Linked DNA regions of Homo sapiens: region 2 is linked to region 1. A link is an interaction called in ENCODE POLR2A ChIA-PET data of the cell type or tissue named here. Cell type or tissue: CD4-positive, alpha-beta T cell. All regions are shown on one strand. Each heading gives the region's core, and the rest is flanking DNA. Links, peaks and the distances in the headings are about the cores only.

What was found. Peaks named below come from ENCODE experiments on the same cell type or tissue, not always from the same donor. Only the 100,000 strongest peaks of a DNase experiment are listed, where the experiment ranks them.
Region 2: POLR2A ChIA-PET joins it to region 1 with 14 read pairs; 2 of 35 experiments call an interaction of 5 or more read pairs at or near these places.

Annotation. Positions count from the first base shown.
Region 1 is chr1:181,145,467-181,153,665 of GRCh38, forward strand. No RefSeq gene overlaps it. Among named protein-coding and RNA genes, the nearest start is that of LINC01732, 25 kb to the right of the region's middle. RefSeq lists silencers at 4,500-4,559, 7,539-7,823 and enhancers at 6,447-8,199, 7,490-7,699. In CD4-positive, alpha-beta T cell, for the core only: no CTCF peak of the experiment used is centred there; a DNase peak (open chromatin) is centred at 4,335; H3K4me3 peaks cover 342 bases; H3K27ac peaks cover 1,151 bases.
Region 2 is chr1:181,391,822-181,400,020 of GRCh38, forward strand. It overlaps a transcript of CACNA1E not described here. Among named protein-coding and RNA genes, the nearest start is that of CACNA1E, 88 kb to the right of the region's middle. RefSeq lists an enhancer at 6,692-6,801. In CD4-positive, alpha-beta T cell, for the core only: no CTCF peak of the experiment used is centred there; DNase peaks (open chromatin) are centred at 4,450, 4,770 and 6,300; H3K4me3 peaks cover 646 bases; H3K27ac peaks cover 3,929 bases.

The DNA.
Region 1 (8,199 bases), core at 1,211-6,210:
CTTGATAAGAACACCACAGAAATGATGCTATTCTCATTTCAGCAAATTGCATGGGGTGGAAGGAGGAGACATAGGATGTCAATCCATTCCACAACTGGAACTGTTTATTTTGATCACCAGTCACGTACCAACGTTTGTCTGCCAGGTTTCTCTCCTATAAAGACCCCATTTACCCCCTTTAAATTGATGGCATTTTGTGGGGAGGTAATCCTGTTCTTTATCAAACTTGCATCTCCCAATCTTAGCCTCCATTGATGTCTCCTGCCAGAATCAACCACAACTATGACAGTTTCCAAATTATGGTTTTCTATTTCCATCATTCCTTTTCATTTTATTAGTTGGTGGGCTACTGTAATACAAAGCTTTCCCATTTTCTATGTTCGTTTGCATATTTATTTCAGTAGGGAATCTTGTTTTATTCAATGGATTGTATTCCATTGCCGTCCTTGTTTATTTTGATGTTCACATTGCTCCAGATATGGCCAGTGGAGTCCCTTCAGCTTGGCTCCTGCCTCCTTCTGACACATCTCCACCATTCTCAGCACTGTCTTACTTTCTGGCACTACAAAATGACCAAGGCTCATCATGGTACTTTTCCTTCTCCAGCCTGGAATTAGCTCTTTCTCCAAGGAGCCCTGCCTTCTTGTAGTGGAGGATGGTGTTTAGGAACCAAAATCTGAGCCCTTAGTGTGCTTCTTGTTACTGAGGTGTCATTGCTTCTAGGCCTGTTGAGTGGACAGATCTAGGAAATATATGTGTGCATATGTACACTCACAGGTGTATACACACATCTACAACTATTTCCATATCTACCTGTGTTTATATATCAGAAAACAGTAAGTCGATGATACTCACACCTCCAGTTCCAATCCACCTCAGTGTTCTTTATAGTTTCCTTCTTTTCTATATTTGTAATTCTCTTCTCCAACAGTAAGAAACCGGACTGTCATTATCCTCAAGATATGTACTTATTTGCTCAATAAGTTTACTTATTTTTGTAACGTAATCAATCTCCCAATGACAGCAGCTGTGTCTTTCACCTCTACTCCCTGTCCCCACCTCTAGTGCCCTGTATCCTTAGGTGCCAGCAGGCATATCATCAGTGAACTCCACACAGCAGCCCCCTCTCTGTCAGTACCCCATAGGGGCCCTATGTGACTCTTCCAGGCCAGGAAGGGAGGGGAAGGAAAAAGAGAAGAAAGGAAGATGAAGCCTGTGTGGATTGTTTTAACTGAATGCCAAAAGGAAGAAGGAGATGCCATTTTGCCTATGCCAGCAAGTGCTTTGTCAAGTATTGATCAATAAGAAAGTACAGATATCAATAAGAAAGTATATACTCATGCATGTACGAATCAGTGATGAATATGACTTTAATACATAATCTAGTTATTTATGTTTAAAAGTAGTACATTGTTGATACTCCTTTCTTCACAAATACCCTAAAACCTTGTAGATGGGGTGGAGTGGGAAATATAAATTATCAGAAATGTGATCAGGAGTCAAAGAAATGCCCAAAGGGCAATTCAGAGTTGCATTCAGGCCTCAGAACAGGACACTTCTCAAAATTTGGGAGACAAAGTTAAAAATAGCTTATCCTGGTGGGCACGGTGGCTCATGCCTGTAATCCCAGCACTTTGGGAAGCTGAGGTGGGCAGATCACTTAGAGCTCAGGAGTTCAAGACCAGCCTGGCCAACACGGCAAAACCCCATCTCTACAAAAATACAAAAAAATTAGCCGGGCATTAGTGGTTCATGCCTGTAGTCCCAGATACTCAGGAGGCTAAGACTGGAGAACCTCTTGAGCTCAGGAAGCAGAGGTTGCAGTGAGCCGAGATTGCACTACTGCACTCCAGCCTGGGCAAGAAAGTGAGACCCTTTCTCAAAAACAACAACAGCAACAAAAACAAAAACAAACTTGTTTATCCTCTGAGGTTGAAGCCAACAAAAAGCAGCCCCAAATAAATGAGATTAACTACCTGTGGGTGGAACTGTCTTGGAAGATGACTTATAATTGACTCCAGGCATCTTTCACATCTCCATGAAGGAGAATGAAGAGCCTTCCAAAATCTTCCTCTGCAGTAGTTCATTCATTCAACACTATTCACCTTGATGTCTGCCGTGTTTTCCCTTGTAACAATGCTATTTATCTCTTTGGAATTGTATGTCAGTTGGCTGAGCACTGGAGGATATAACAGGGAAGAAAACACATTCCTCATAGTCAGAAAGTTCATGGTCTGGAGTGGGAGACAGTGACCAGGGCACTTCAGCATGTGAGCTATGTGCATTGAGAGGCGTGAGCATCTAGCTCTGACTGGGTGGAGGTATGTGGAAAGGTGTGCCAGGGAGGTGACCGCTAAGTGGACACCTGAAGGACTCATGGGAATCAGCCAAGAGAAGGGAGTGGAGGGAATGTTACGGGATGAGTGGCCACATGTCCCAAGGTCTGGAAAAGTGAGAGAGCACGGAGCGCCTGGCCAGTGGCAAGTGGGAATGTCAAGTTTGAGGGGGAATGGGGTGGGGGTGAGATGGAGAGCTAAGCAGGCCTGGATCATCAGAGGTCTTGGAAGCCGTATTTAGGCATTTGGACTTCGTCCTAGGGAGAGCGAGACATCCCTCAAGTGTGATCCGTAGACGTGTGATATGATCATGATCCCATTTTAGAAAAGCTCCCTGACTGTGTACAACAAGTTAGCCATACTCCTGGTTAAGGGCACAGTCTCCACAAGACTGCCCTCACTTCAGACATCAGCCCCAAGTTTGGAGGTCCTCAGGGTCACCTTCTCTTCTGACAAGTTGCCTAGAAATTCAGGGGTTCCCACACTACCTTCAGGTTTGATGATTCACTAGAACAACTCATGGAAATCCGGGAAGAGCTATACTTATGATTACAGTTTTATTATAATAAAAAGATACAAATTGGAACCTGTCAAAGAAAGGGACACATACAGCAGAATCTGAGAGGGTTTCAAACATGAAGCTTCTGTGTCCTCAGGATACAGTGCCCTGCCAGCATTGTATGTGACAACATTTATGCAGGAAGTCCACTCAAGCTTTGTCATACAGTTTTTACTGGACTATAATGAAGTCCAGAGCCTTCATTAGCTAGTTGTGATTGATCGAATTTTTGCTCTTGTGGGTGGACTCGATCTCCAGGCCTCCTCCCCTTCCCAGAGGTCAGGCTGATATCATGAGGCCCAAAGCCCCAACCCCCTAACCACATGGTTGGTCCTTCTGGCATGGTCAACCCATACACTGAGTCCTCTCATACTAAATAAGGGACCCACCACGAATAACACAGATACTCCTATCACTTGGGAAATTGCAAGGATTTAGAGGTTACCTCCCAGGAGCTGGGACGAATGCCAGATCTCTCCTTAGGTGAGGCCAGATTCCTTACTCACACCGTGGTGTGGCAATTAGACTGGATGAAAGCAAGTTTAGAAGCAGGGAAATCAATTGCTAGTTGCTGCAGCAATCCAAGGAAGAGAACATGGTGGTCTGGACCAAAGAACAGCAGAAGGAATGGAAAGAAGTGGAAGGTTTTCAAATGCTTGAATCCTAGAATGTCAGGACTTGGTGGCTGACTACTGGATAAGGGGTTTGAAGGATGGGGAGGAGTCAAGGATGATGAATAGGTATCTGGCCTGGGCAAATGGTTGGTTTGGGGCTGCTGTTTGCCAACACCTTTGGCTTTTCAGTTTCCTGAACAATCAGCCTCGCAGAGTGCTTGGCACATAGTGAGCATTCCATAAATATCTATTGAATAAAGAATGAACGAATGAATGGACTCATCTTTAAGCAAAAGAGACAGTGACTGGACCTAGACTGCTGCAAGAGAGCAGACCAGGCTCAGAAATGTTTATTGTCCACTTCTGAGACGGGGTCACAGAGGAGCTCACCTATCTTCAGCAACTGGACATTTTCACCTTCCATGTAGGAGGCTTCCCAGGCCTGCTTAAGTAGGTGTGTATGTGTATGTGTATGTGTATGTGTATGTGTATGTGTATGTGTATGTTTATGTGTACATGTATGTGTGTAATGAGCGGTGGCTCTATGCAAGTTGTGAATTTTATTGATCATTTGAAAGCCTGACTCATAATATTATTTTGGGGAGGCTTGAAAAGGGGCTTATGTGTACTTAGAATGGAATTGGGATGAGTGTTGAGGAGGAACTTACTTTCTCCTCTTTTCACATTTCCGTATGAGGGAGTTTGATTAGGGTGACATTCCTAGCTTCTCTCTGTCTCTTACTCTATTTTCTTTAGTAGTTGAACTGCTTAGTGAGCCTGTAAAGGAAATTGAGGTTATGTGGCTCAGCCACTTCCGGGCCCTCTCTTAGGATCTGCCTGCCTGTAGAGAGTATGATCATTGCTTTCAGCCAGGTGCTTAGTGAGGCAGGCCTCACGGTGGGAGGCCTCGGGGATGCAGCTGTGCTAGTGCGTGGAAGGGCGAGTCTGCCTGATCCTGGGATGCAGTGTTAGAAAGCACACGGTTACTGTGTCCCTAAGTCACATTTCCTGAATCGGTTTTGTTATTCATATGTTCATGAAAGAGGGATGGTATCTATTTCAATCTCTCCCCAACACTGGGCTCCCAGCTGAAGGAAAGATGTCTGCAATGGGCTTTTCATGGCTGAAATGACCCTGCCCTGGTTCCCTGGGGAGTGGTTTTATGGCTCCCTCCCAGCTTCAGTTCCCATTTGTCTTAGTCCATTTTCTGTTGCTATAACTGAATATCTCAGACTAGGTAATTTATAAAGAAAAGAAATTTATGGAATTATTGTAGTTCTGCAGGCTGGAAAGTCCAAGGTCAAGAAACCACATTGAGCAAGAGCCTTGCTGGTGGGGATTCTCCATAGAGGCTCAAGGTGGTGCAGGGTATCACATGGTGGAGGGCTCATGAGAGACCTGAACTGGCTTTTAATAACAGACTCGCTCTTGTGATAACAAACCCACTCCCCTGATTTCCCATTAATCCATTAGCCCATCAATCCATTAATCACATTAACTATTAATTATTAATCAGAGCCCTCCTGACCCATCACCTCTTAAAGGCCCCTCCTGTTAATACTGTTACATTAGAGATTAAGTTTCAACATGAGTTTCAGAGGGGACAAATTCTGTTCTTTTAGAGAGCCTCCCAGATTCCCTTCATGATTAGAATATGGTTATACAGTCTGAGCTGGGATTGAGTTAGGGTTACTGGATTGTGATTTCCAGCTGGTTTTAAGAACCATGAACCTGGTACTCAATAAATACTAGTTGATGGCCTGGGGAATGTGAAGCTTAGGCTTGTGTGATATTGGTGTTGGGTGGGCTTTCGGCAAGACACCAGTGGATATGGGCAATATCTTGGTGCTGATGTTGGCTGCTCCCAGATGCATCTGGGGACTTTTCCAATGCTAACCAACAGGTGCTATTTGTTATATCACAAAAATCCTCCAAGTCCACATGACTGAAAATTGGGGGCAAAGGTCACCTCTGAAAGCTTATTTCTATCTTATTCCTATGTCATTCCTGAAAAATCCATGTGCTTATTATAGATTGTAGTGGTGATAAAAGAGGTGAATTGCTGAACTGACAAAAATACTACAAAGTAGAAGCAGGGGATTAAATATACAAAATTGTAACCTGTGATCAAAATTGTGACTTTGATCTAGGCTTAGAAATTGTTACACCTTAGCCCATGTTACTGGCAGGCAATGTAAAGTCAATATATTGCCAAAGAATTTGTCAGCCACACTGGGCAGTGTCCTCTCTACTAAAAGGCCACAGCCATGGAATGAAAGCCCTGCTCCTGGTCACAGACAGCCCAGGTCTGTTCTGGGAGCCAGATTTAAGGGAGGCCATAGCAGTGCCAGATGGTAGAAGCCAGAATATGGACTGTGGAGCCGGGTAGAACCTGGTTTGAATCCTGCCTCTGCTGTGAATGACCTTGGGCATATAACTTAACCTCTCTGAGCTTCTCTGAGCCACTGTCTTCTTATCTGTGAAATGGGAATGGTAACATCACACTAGATTCTTGTCAAGATCAAAAAAAGATGATGTACTTATATGAGTACCTAGCACCATGCTTTGTTGACATTGACATGTGAGACCCTTTCTCTCAGACTCTATCCTGATTGCATCAGAATTCTACAAGGCCTGGCATCCACTTATCAAGGGTATTAATTTCCTCCACGAGGCTGCTTTGACCTCCAGAACCCAGCGGGCGTGCTCTTCTGAACTCTCCACCTTATCACCTCCATGGATCATATCTTGCTTTGCTGAGTGTGCTTTCTATTCCTGTATCTGCATTTTACTTCCTCGATTAGGGTGTAATCTCTTTCCAAGCAGAAGCTTTCATCTTTTTAAAATGTTCCATTTTTGCATTTTAGCGCCGTGCCTTTTTGCACATAGCGCTTGCTCAAAAAATAGGGATCGGTTGATATTTTATCTACTTTTGTGTCCTAAAAATTGCCCCAGAGTCATGAGCTGAACTTAGCTTACATGAGGTCGTTACTACAAAGTCACAACATGTTTATTCATTTATCTGTTTATGTGGTAGCCCTACCATGACTCACACATCCAAATGAGGATTGCAGCCGTATAAGGGGCACTGTGAAGGCTGACTGTGATTCTGGGAGCCTGTCACCTCGCAAAACATTTTTGGAACTCCTGCTTTGAATCAGTGCCAGAGTTGCAGTGGTGAATCTTCACACCTCCTGGGAGGAGTTATTTTTGGAAACAGTGAAAATCTGTCTGGTCACATTTGGTAGGTGTGGTCATTCAGGGCCTGAGTGTGAGGAGGGATGCTCAGTGGAGTGATAATTAGTTAATATTTAATTGGCCATTTCCAATGTGTCAGCCAGTTTACATCCACTGTCTTATTTTAATCTTAATGTGACCTCTATGAAGTAGGTGGTCTTGTTATCACCATTTTATAGAAAAGGGACCCTGAGGCACAGAGAGTATAAACCACACTCTGTACAGGGACTCCATGGCTTTTTACCCATTATTAAGCTAGTGTAGCAGGCACAGGGGACATACCCAAGTAACCCTTATGTACCCTAGCAGAGATGAGGGACCTGGACACCTTTTTTAAAAACAATAAGGCCAAGGACAGCCACATTTGGATTAGTGGGAGCAGGGGGAGAGTATGGGGAATGCGGGAACCCGGGAGGAGCTAAGAAAACTGGTCAGATCCTGCATCATAGGTGAGTACAGGCACCCCAGGGGGCCCAATGGGAGAGACCAGAGAAGGGAGGAGAGCACTGGGGCTTGTTTGGGAACCTCTGAGTGGGTAAAGATGGTCACTAAAATCTCCAACCAAAGGAATTCTTTTTATGCCTCTCTTTTTTGCTTTCTTAAAATTGTATTCATACTTGCTGATTATAAAAGGAGTTCAAGTTCATCGTAGAAAACTTAGAAAATATAGAGAAGTGATAAAGAAAATAAAAGTCATCTGTAAATGTCCCTCTCCTCCCCCAGGCCTCAGGCTTTGCTAAGACAAGGCCGCTGAGCAGATCAGCACACATCGGGTTATTTATAAAGCTCCCGCCTTCCTCTCCACCCACTCCCCTCTCTCTTGGCTACGGAGAAGCCTTCGGCCAGGACATTCCCTTGCAGCCTACTCAAGCTGCTATATAAAGCCCTGCACTTCTCGGGGCTGGATCAGAACGTTCCTTATCTCTCTGCAGCAGGACGCTGATAATCTGCCCAGCTGGCAGGCGCTCTGAGGTCGGCTTGGGCTGCTGCTCTCAGGGCCTACAGCCCCCGTGTGGTCGTCTTCTCTGGTTCCCACTGAAACTTGGCCAACAACACTAACTGAAACCTCAAATATAGGAAGTTGTTGGCTTGTTTCATTAGAGGGCAGTTGCCAGACAGCTGAGATGAACTTAATGGGCTTGGCATGGGTGACTGGTGTGTCCAGCACATTCAGGCTTAGTGGTCAATACTGATGGCCCATCGTAACGTCCCCTTCGGAAGCAGCTGTGCCAGCTCCCTCCTTCCCCAGCCCCCACCCCTGTTCCATCCCCTCTCTGCATTAGTGCTTGGCTCAGAGTCTTCTTCATCCATATGGCTTCTACAGGCAAAGGCCTTCTGTGGCCAGGTGGCCTGCTGCATTGCAGTGCCACAATTCCAGGCTGGACTTCTACCTAATTGAGAGTGGACCACAGCAGACGTACTTGCTCTGCCTAGAAAATAAGTTTTGTCATGA
Region 2 (8,199 bases), core at 1,667-6,666, 250 kb after region 1:
CTGTTGGATTTGTCTGTCAGAAAGTACCATAGCACAGGAATCTGGTCTGCCACTCCAGATCTTCTCTCTGTCTCTGTCTCTCTCTCTGTCTTTCTCTCTCTCTGTCTCTCTCTCTCTCTCTCTCTGTGTGTGTGTGTGTGTGTGTGTGTGTGTGTGTGTTTAGTGGAAGGACAGACCTCTTTTGGGCCAGGGATTGGTGAATGAGGAAGAGCCTCTCTTGGCCTCCTGTTGAGCCTGGGAGGATAAGCACAGAATATTCTTAAGAGAGGTCTGTGGTAGATCAGCACAGAAAGGGTAAGGAATAGGGAGTTTGGTACCTCCAGAATACAATCCCAGTGTCTTTTAATCTGGCATTAAAGCCTTTTAGGTTCTCATCCAATCTTACCTTCCATGTTTCTCTAACTGGAATATTTTTCCTGACGCTCAACTCAAGACTTACTAATTTCACCCTCCATGCCTTTGCATGTAAGATTCCTTTCATTCAATTCCTATCATTCTTCAAGAATGGTTCAAACCTCACCTCTTCCAGGAAGCCTTCCTGGTTTCCTCCAGCACTCAGGGATCTTGCTTTCCTTCTCAGAGCTCCTAAAAGGGTTAAGGTTGCTTTTACTACTTGGTAAGATCATAGTTTTGCCAAAGAAGGATAGTTTACCTCTCCAAAAATATTTCAGGCTCTTCCATGGCCAGGACAGGGAGTCATTAAGTCTTTGTATTCACCAGAGATGTCATCACTGTGTGCAGGAACACAGCGGATGCCTGACCAACATCTGTGGAAGGGAAATGTATTCAGTCCTAAAGATCAAGTAGTCAGTGTTCAATAAAACAAAGGAGAAGAAGCTGAGCAGGTAGAAATGTGTGATCAGTGATCTCAGAACCCCAAAAGGGTGCTTTAGAAATAAGACAGAGCAATACAGTCATTGGAACCAAATGTGAGACTGTGACTCATGAAGAGAAGGGAGGCTGCCCCTAATTAACAGGAAGCTGGAAAAAAAGACAGTGGCAAGAGAGAGGCTGAGATGGGAAGCAGGCTGAGGAAGCTTAGCATGGAGGTATTGTGTGATATTGGCAATTTTGAAATGTTATGTTTAGCAATGAGTAATACATAACTGATCTAGTGGAAAATGTAGGGCTGGTTCTTCAGGGAGGTAAGAATGAGATCTGTGAAATGATAAGGAGTTAATTGCAGATATCTGTGTTGGAAGTTATAATGTCAGTTTGCCAATGCAGGCATTGCCATGAGTGTGAATGGATTTTCTTTGTGGAGTGCTGGAGGCATAAACAGCTGCAGGTGTTGTTTACATGTTCCACATGCTTTCATGCTGAAATGTGTTTATCAGCTAAATGCATGCTGTGGGGGAAGGCTGCCGGGGTTCAAATCCTGGCTCTACCAATTACCAGTTATGGGATTTTAGGAAAGTTGATAAACCTGTGCCTCAGTTTTCCTCATCTGTAAGATGGGGTTAATAATAATACCTTCCTTACAGCATTATCATAGGATTAAACAAGATGTAAAGGATTCAAGAATGTCTAGCTTATTGTAAAAGCTGACAGGACATTAGTTATTATTACCATTAGTTGTCTTTTATGTCGTCTTCAAGGCTTTGAGGATGGAACTGTTGGAGGGGTAGGTGATCTTTTCTTTTCTTTTTTTTCTGAAACAGGGTCTCCCTCTGTCACCCAGGCTGGAGTGCAGTAGCGTGATCTTGGCTCACTGCAACCTCTGCCTTCCAGGCTCAAGCGATCCTCCCACCTCACTTCCTGAGTAGCTGGGACCACAGGCACATGCCACCAGGTCCAGCTAATTTTTTGTATTTTTGGTAGAGACAGAGTTTTGCAATGTTGCCTAGGCTGGTCTCGAACTCCTGAGCTCAGGTGATCTACCTGCCTCAGCCTCCCAAAGTGCTGGGATTACCGGCGTGTGCCCCCGTGCCTGGCCAAGAAGGACTGGTGATCTTTTCTGATGGGGGCAGTGAGTACTCATCTGGACTCAAGACCTTAAAAACCATTACATTTCAAGTACTTGGAAAAAATGTTTGTAACTTTCAACAAGCAGGTACCAAGAACCTTTTCCTGGGTTTGTGCTTTTGAAGAGCAGCTCGGGTTATGTTGTGTGACTGTCAGCCACTGTGGGACTGAGTGGGACTGAGTGCCTGAACCTGGGGATAGGAAGAAAAGTAGGGATTGGCTCCTAGTCTCTAGACAGGGCCTGTAAGGTACCCTGCAAGAGTGTGATGTGGTGACTTCAGTTGGCCAAAGGTGGCTTCTCAGGGGACGGTTGGTTGCTGACTCAGTCCAGGTGTGTGTGGAAGGTGCTTGATACAAGAATGGGAAGAGTGGTGGGGGAGTTTACTTTATCTCCAGCCAGACCTGGGTTCAAATCAGAGTTTGCCTTCTCACCACTTATGTGACTTTTGGAAACCACTTAACTTCTCTGAGCCTTGTAAAATGGGAGGTTTAAATAAGATAGCATATTTAAAGTGTCTGGCACATAGTAAGACTGATAAATGTGAATTCCCTTTTCTCAGTTTCTTCATCTGTAAAATGTGGATAATACAGAACATTTTGTGAGGCTTTTGTAACAATTTCAGATAATTTACTCATTCACTAAAATATTTTTAGTGTTGACTACATGCCAAAAATCCTTAAGGGTTTGGGGTATCTCATCAAATAAAACAGACATAGATACCGGCCCTTTTCTAGTTTAGATTTTAGCAGGGAAAGATAGACAATACACTATCATAAACAAATACAGCTTCTAATGCGTTGAAAGATGATAAGTGCTATGGGGGAAAAGGGGAAAATAGGATAAGGGGGATTGGGAGTGCTGAGGGTGGGGCAGTGTGCAGGATTCTACAGGATGGCTAAGACAGGCCATCATTGTTAAGGTGATATTTGAGCAAATATGTGAAGAAGATGACGGACTTAGCCAGAATGATATTTAGGGGAAGAGCATTCCAGACAGAAGAAACAGTCAGTGCAAATGCTGTGGGAGTGAGCCTGGCATGTTCCGAGAACAACATGGAGGCCAGTGTGGCTGGAGCAGAGGAAAGAGAGACTAGAAGGAGGTAGAGTCTGGGAAGTAACAGGAAGCCAGATGGTGCAGGGCCTTGCTGACCACTGGGAGGTCAGCTGTGGCTGTTACTCTAAGTGAAGGGAGGGTACATTGCAGGATGCTATGCAGAGAGGAATGATGTGCTCTGCCTATTTAAGAGGCTCACGCTGCACATTGGTTACTGTGTTCAGAATAGACTGTAGAGGGGTAAGGGTGGAAATAGGGAGACCAGTTAGAAGGTTGTTGCTGTGTCCAGATGAGAGATGATGGTGGCTTGTACCAGGATGGTAGCAGTGGATGGTGAGAAGTGACTCGATCTTTTTATATATCTTGTAGGTAGATTTAATAGCATTCACTGATGATTGGATATGGGGAATGAGAAGTATAGGAGTCAAGGACAGCTTGAGCAACCAGAAGGACAGAGCTGCCGTCAATTCAGAAGGAGATTGTGAAGCAGGCTTGGGTGGGAAAAGTTAGGAGTTCACACTTGGGCATGTTGAATTTGAGTTGTATGTTATATATCCAAGTAGAGAAGTCATGGAGGCACCTGGTTATATGAGTCAGAAATTTGGGAGAAAGGTCTGAGCTGAGTTATAAATTTTGGAGTTGACAACATATATGGTAATTCAAATCACATGACTGGATGAGGTCACCATCTTTTCTGATGGGGGCAGTGAGTACTCATTTGGACTCAAGACTTTAAAAACCATTACATTTCAAGTATTTGGAAAAAATATTTGGAACTTTCAACAAGCAGGTACCAAGAACCTCCTCCTGGGTTTGTGCGTTTGAAGAGCAGCTGGGGTTAAGAGCGGCATGAGGGCCTCCAGCTTAAAGAATCGAGGCAGAAGAAGAAAAGCCAGCAAAGGAAGTTGAGAAGTGATCCATGAGGTCGAAGGAAAACCAGGAGAGTGTGATGTCGTGGAAGCCAGATGAAGAAAGTGTTTCAAGGGGGCAAGAGTGATCAATTATGTCAAATAATGTGATGAGTCAAGTGTATTTGCTATCTATCATTGTGTAACAAATCACTCAAAAACTTAGCAGCTTAAAACAACAAAAATGTATTATCTCACAAAGTTTCCAAGACTTAGGAATCTAGGAGTTGCTAAGGTGGCTAGTCCTGACTCATGATCTCTTGCGGGTTGAAATTAAGTTGTTAGCTGTGGCCGCAGTCATCTCTAGGGTCAACTGGGGCTGGAGAATCCCATTCCAAACTCACTCTTGCAGTTCTTGGCACCCTATTTCCTGGCCATGTAGGCCATCTGAGTGGCCTCATGACATAGCATCTGGCTTCCCCCACAGCAAGTGGCCCAAGAGGGAGACAGACTGCAGGAGAGCACCCCAGACGGAAGCCACAGTCTTTTGTACCTAACTGTGGTAGTGTCATGCCATCACCTCTGAATGTTCTTGGTTACACAGACCAACCCTGGTACAGTGTGGGAGGGGACCGCACAAAGGTGAACATCCCAGGAGGTGGGGTCATCTTGGAAGCTGGCTACCACATCAAGCATGACAAGAACAATTGGTCATTGGGTTTAGCAATGTGGAGGGCATTGATAACCTTAACAAAAGCGTGGGGAGAAAAGTTTGATCAAAGTTGGTGTAAGAAGGGATGGGAGGAGGAGAACTGAGACAGTGAATAGAAATGACTCTTTTGAAGAGTTTGTCACAAAGGAGAACAAAGAAATCAGGAAATAGCTGATGAAGGAAGTGGTTTTTCTAAGATGAGAGAAACAACAGTATGTTTGCACATTGATAGGAGTAATCCAACGAGTGAAAAATTGATGACGCAGAAGAGAAAGGTAATTGCTGGAGCCTGGTCCTGAGTAGAACAATGTGGAATAACATAGAAACAGAGATTCCCTCAACCCAGAATAAATAGTTTACGCTAAAACAGATAAAATTACCCACTACATTCTTATAGAGACAAGAGGTATCAGATCTCAAGAGTTTAAGGAAAATAAATCACAGGAGAGAAATCTTAAAATTGGGAAAATTATTTCCATTAACTACTTCTTCTTCTGGGACTTGGGTAAAGACTGGAGCTACTTTATTTTAAGAGTAGAACACATCTGTCCAGCCTGCAGAAGATGCCTGGTTTGAACACCTCTGCAGCGAACCTGGCCAATGGAACAGCTGGGACTCCCTTGCAAGCTGCAGACCTGCTTTGTAGGGTAGTTCCAAGCCCTGAAGATAGGTGGGTTTTCTGCCACCAGATGAGGGAATTCTAGAGGCAACCAAACAGACCTTCACAGTAAAAAAGGGCAGAGGTCTACAGGAGCTCTCAGAATGTCTCTGGGAGGGTCAAGAGCATCAGTCCTCACTGATGCCTCCCATGCTCCCAGCAGGCCTCACATTATAGAATTCTCTTCTATTACTACGTCTCACCACAATAATGGTGGATGGGAACTCTGTCCTGAACCCTTACAAAACCCAGGCCCCTGCCTCGGTGAGTTTTTTGTTTATTTCCAGGCCGGAGTGCAGTGGCACGATCTTAGCTCACTGCAACCTCCACCTACCGGGTTCAAGTGATTCTCCTGCCTCAGCCTTCCAAGTAGCTGGGATTACAGGCATGCGTCACCACACCAGGCTAATTTTTGTATTTTTAGTAGAGACGGGGTTTCACCGTGTTGGCCAGGCTGGTCTCGAACTGGCCTCGAGTGATCCGCCTGCCTCGGCCTCCCAAAGTGCTGGGATTACAGGTATGAGCCACTGCGCCTGGACAGGGTGGGGTGTTTCAGCCTCTCATCACGTCACTAGGAAGACTCCAGGAAAAAGGAGGAAAGTGAGAAAAACTTTTGTATGGGCTACATCAGCGATGCTTAGAATCCAGCTCCAGGACCTGGTGTCCCTCCCCCTCATCCCGTCTTGTCCTTCCCTCTCCCTGCTGAGCTCCGCAGCCCTGGGGATTCCACATGTAGCCCTTACCCTTCTTGTACTCCAGTCAGTTCTCATTGGCATTCTCCTGGTTCTCAAAATGCTTTTACCCTATTGGCTAGGGCAAAAAATGACCTGAGAGATCCTGGACACTCTCCTAGCAACTGTGCCAGAGCTGGTGGCCATCGCCTTTTTGCAGAGACAGATGCTCCTGTAACAGGAACAAATCAATTAGCCAGCCTGCTGCTAATGTGCAAATGTCACCTTATTAAGCTAGTGTCTGCCTGGGGAAGCCGCCTCTTTCTCCTGTCCCCACTCTGAAGCTCAGCCCTCTGCTGTTGCTTCAACCTCTGTCTCTTCTGAGGTCAATTGTAAAATGAAACTGCTGCCATCTGAACATCTATGAAAGCCACAGGCTCTACCCAGATGCCTTGGCTGAGAGGAGGGGCAGTTTAATTTCCCTTCCTTCTCTGAAGAGTCTTGACGTGCAAGGACCAGCTCTCCCTTTATCACCATTTCCAGAAAAACACAAACAAGGCAAAACAAAATAAAAACAAAACTTTGCACCTATTTTTGGTGCCAAAACCTTAAATTAGATTAAGATCACATCAATTTCTTCCATAAGCTTTGTAGCTTAGGAAGTGCATGCTCACACTTTATTTTATTTAACCCTCATAATAAATCTATTGGAGGAAAGGACAATTATCTCCATATTACAGATGAGAAAACTGAGGCCCAGAGAGGTTGGCTGACTTGCTCAAGGATATTAAGCCAGTAAATTGCAAAGCCAGGGCTGGAAGAAGGGCAAGAAGGGCCAGAAAAGCTGATTCAAAGCGCAGGAACTCTGGAGGCACCTCCTGGCAGCTGGAGCAGGGTGTGCGGAGTGCCCTCCCTCCATGAGCTAAAGGAGGACTGGCTTCCATGAAGCACCAGCATTGCTCTGTCACCCCCACCCAACCTGGTCACCTTTCACTATGACCACTTTCCATCCTGTCTCACTTTCAGAAACGAGGTCTGAGCAGTGCAGCTGGACCTACTATAGTCATAGTTTCCACTGGCTTTGACTTCATCAAGCGAAAACCAACACCCCTTTGAAATCTGTAGCCCCATCCCTAAAAATCAGCCTTTCAGCTTGAATCAAAAGGCAAAAGGCAATGGAGATCCAACTGGAAACAGAGCTCCCTTCCTCCCTTCCAGGCAATGCTGCTGTGTAGAAGGTCACTTCAGAAATTCTGTCTACACTATGAGGACATAAATATTAGGGAGAATCTCCTCTGCCTCACATGAACCTGGGTCCTTCAGTGAGTCCCCCCACCACATCCCCTCAATCCTTTGATTCTTCCCAGTATTGTGACCTTTCCGTCCTTCCTCTGAAGTTGTAGGAGTTGATTCTTCCCAAAATAACCTGAGTAATGGCTTGCAGGAAAGTTACAATTAGCTTTTCACAGGGAAGAAAGTTTAGAGAGTTTTTTTTTTTTTAAAGGAAAAGAGGTAGAAGGAAAAAAAAAAAGCAAATGAAAAATCTTGTGGTCTTCTAAGTCAATTTAGAAAACACTGAGTTATTTCCGTAGAGCTATTCTGACAGGAGATACATTGATTTTTGGCCTCTCTTCATTGTTTTTATTGCTGATTACATCCTCTTTTTCTAGATTGTCCCAGGTGGCCACAGGTGAATGAATTGTGTTTACTTACAGACCACTGATTTCTGTGTTGACACACATTGATTTCAGCTCAGAGTAAGAAAGATCATCCTAATAGAGCTATCTAAAGTTGGAATAGTTGCTTGGGTGGTGGGGGAAAGAGGGTGGTAATGAAATAGTGAAATCCCTGTCAACGGAGGTGTTCAAAGACTGAATGACTGTGGAGGGAATGTGATCGAGCTGACTCCAGCAGGACTGGGAAGATAGCTCGGGGGATCTTTAATGTTCTCACCTCATGTTCAGCATTAACACCTGAGATGACTGTTTAATATTATGTAGATACTACGTGCCAGTGAGGACAGTGTTTCCCAAAGTGTGACTTGTTAGATGTTTCCCACAGGGTGGTATGCTTGATGATTTTCTTTGGTAAGGAATTTACTGTTAAAATAGTAAAAATACAATTAGTACAACAAATCACAATTTCATGGATATCATTGCCTGGGATGAAGCTAACAAAACCCATGCCATAGTAATGGACATTTAAACTGTAAAAATTACAGGTGAGGCCCTAAGTGGTAACCTTGAACATTTAAGACCTTCATTGCTAAATTTTAGCCTTAAATGTTTTGA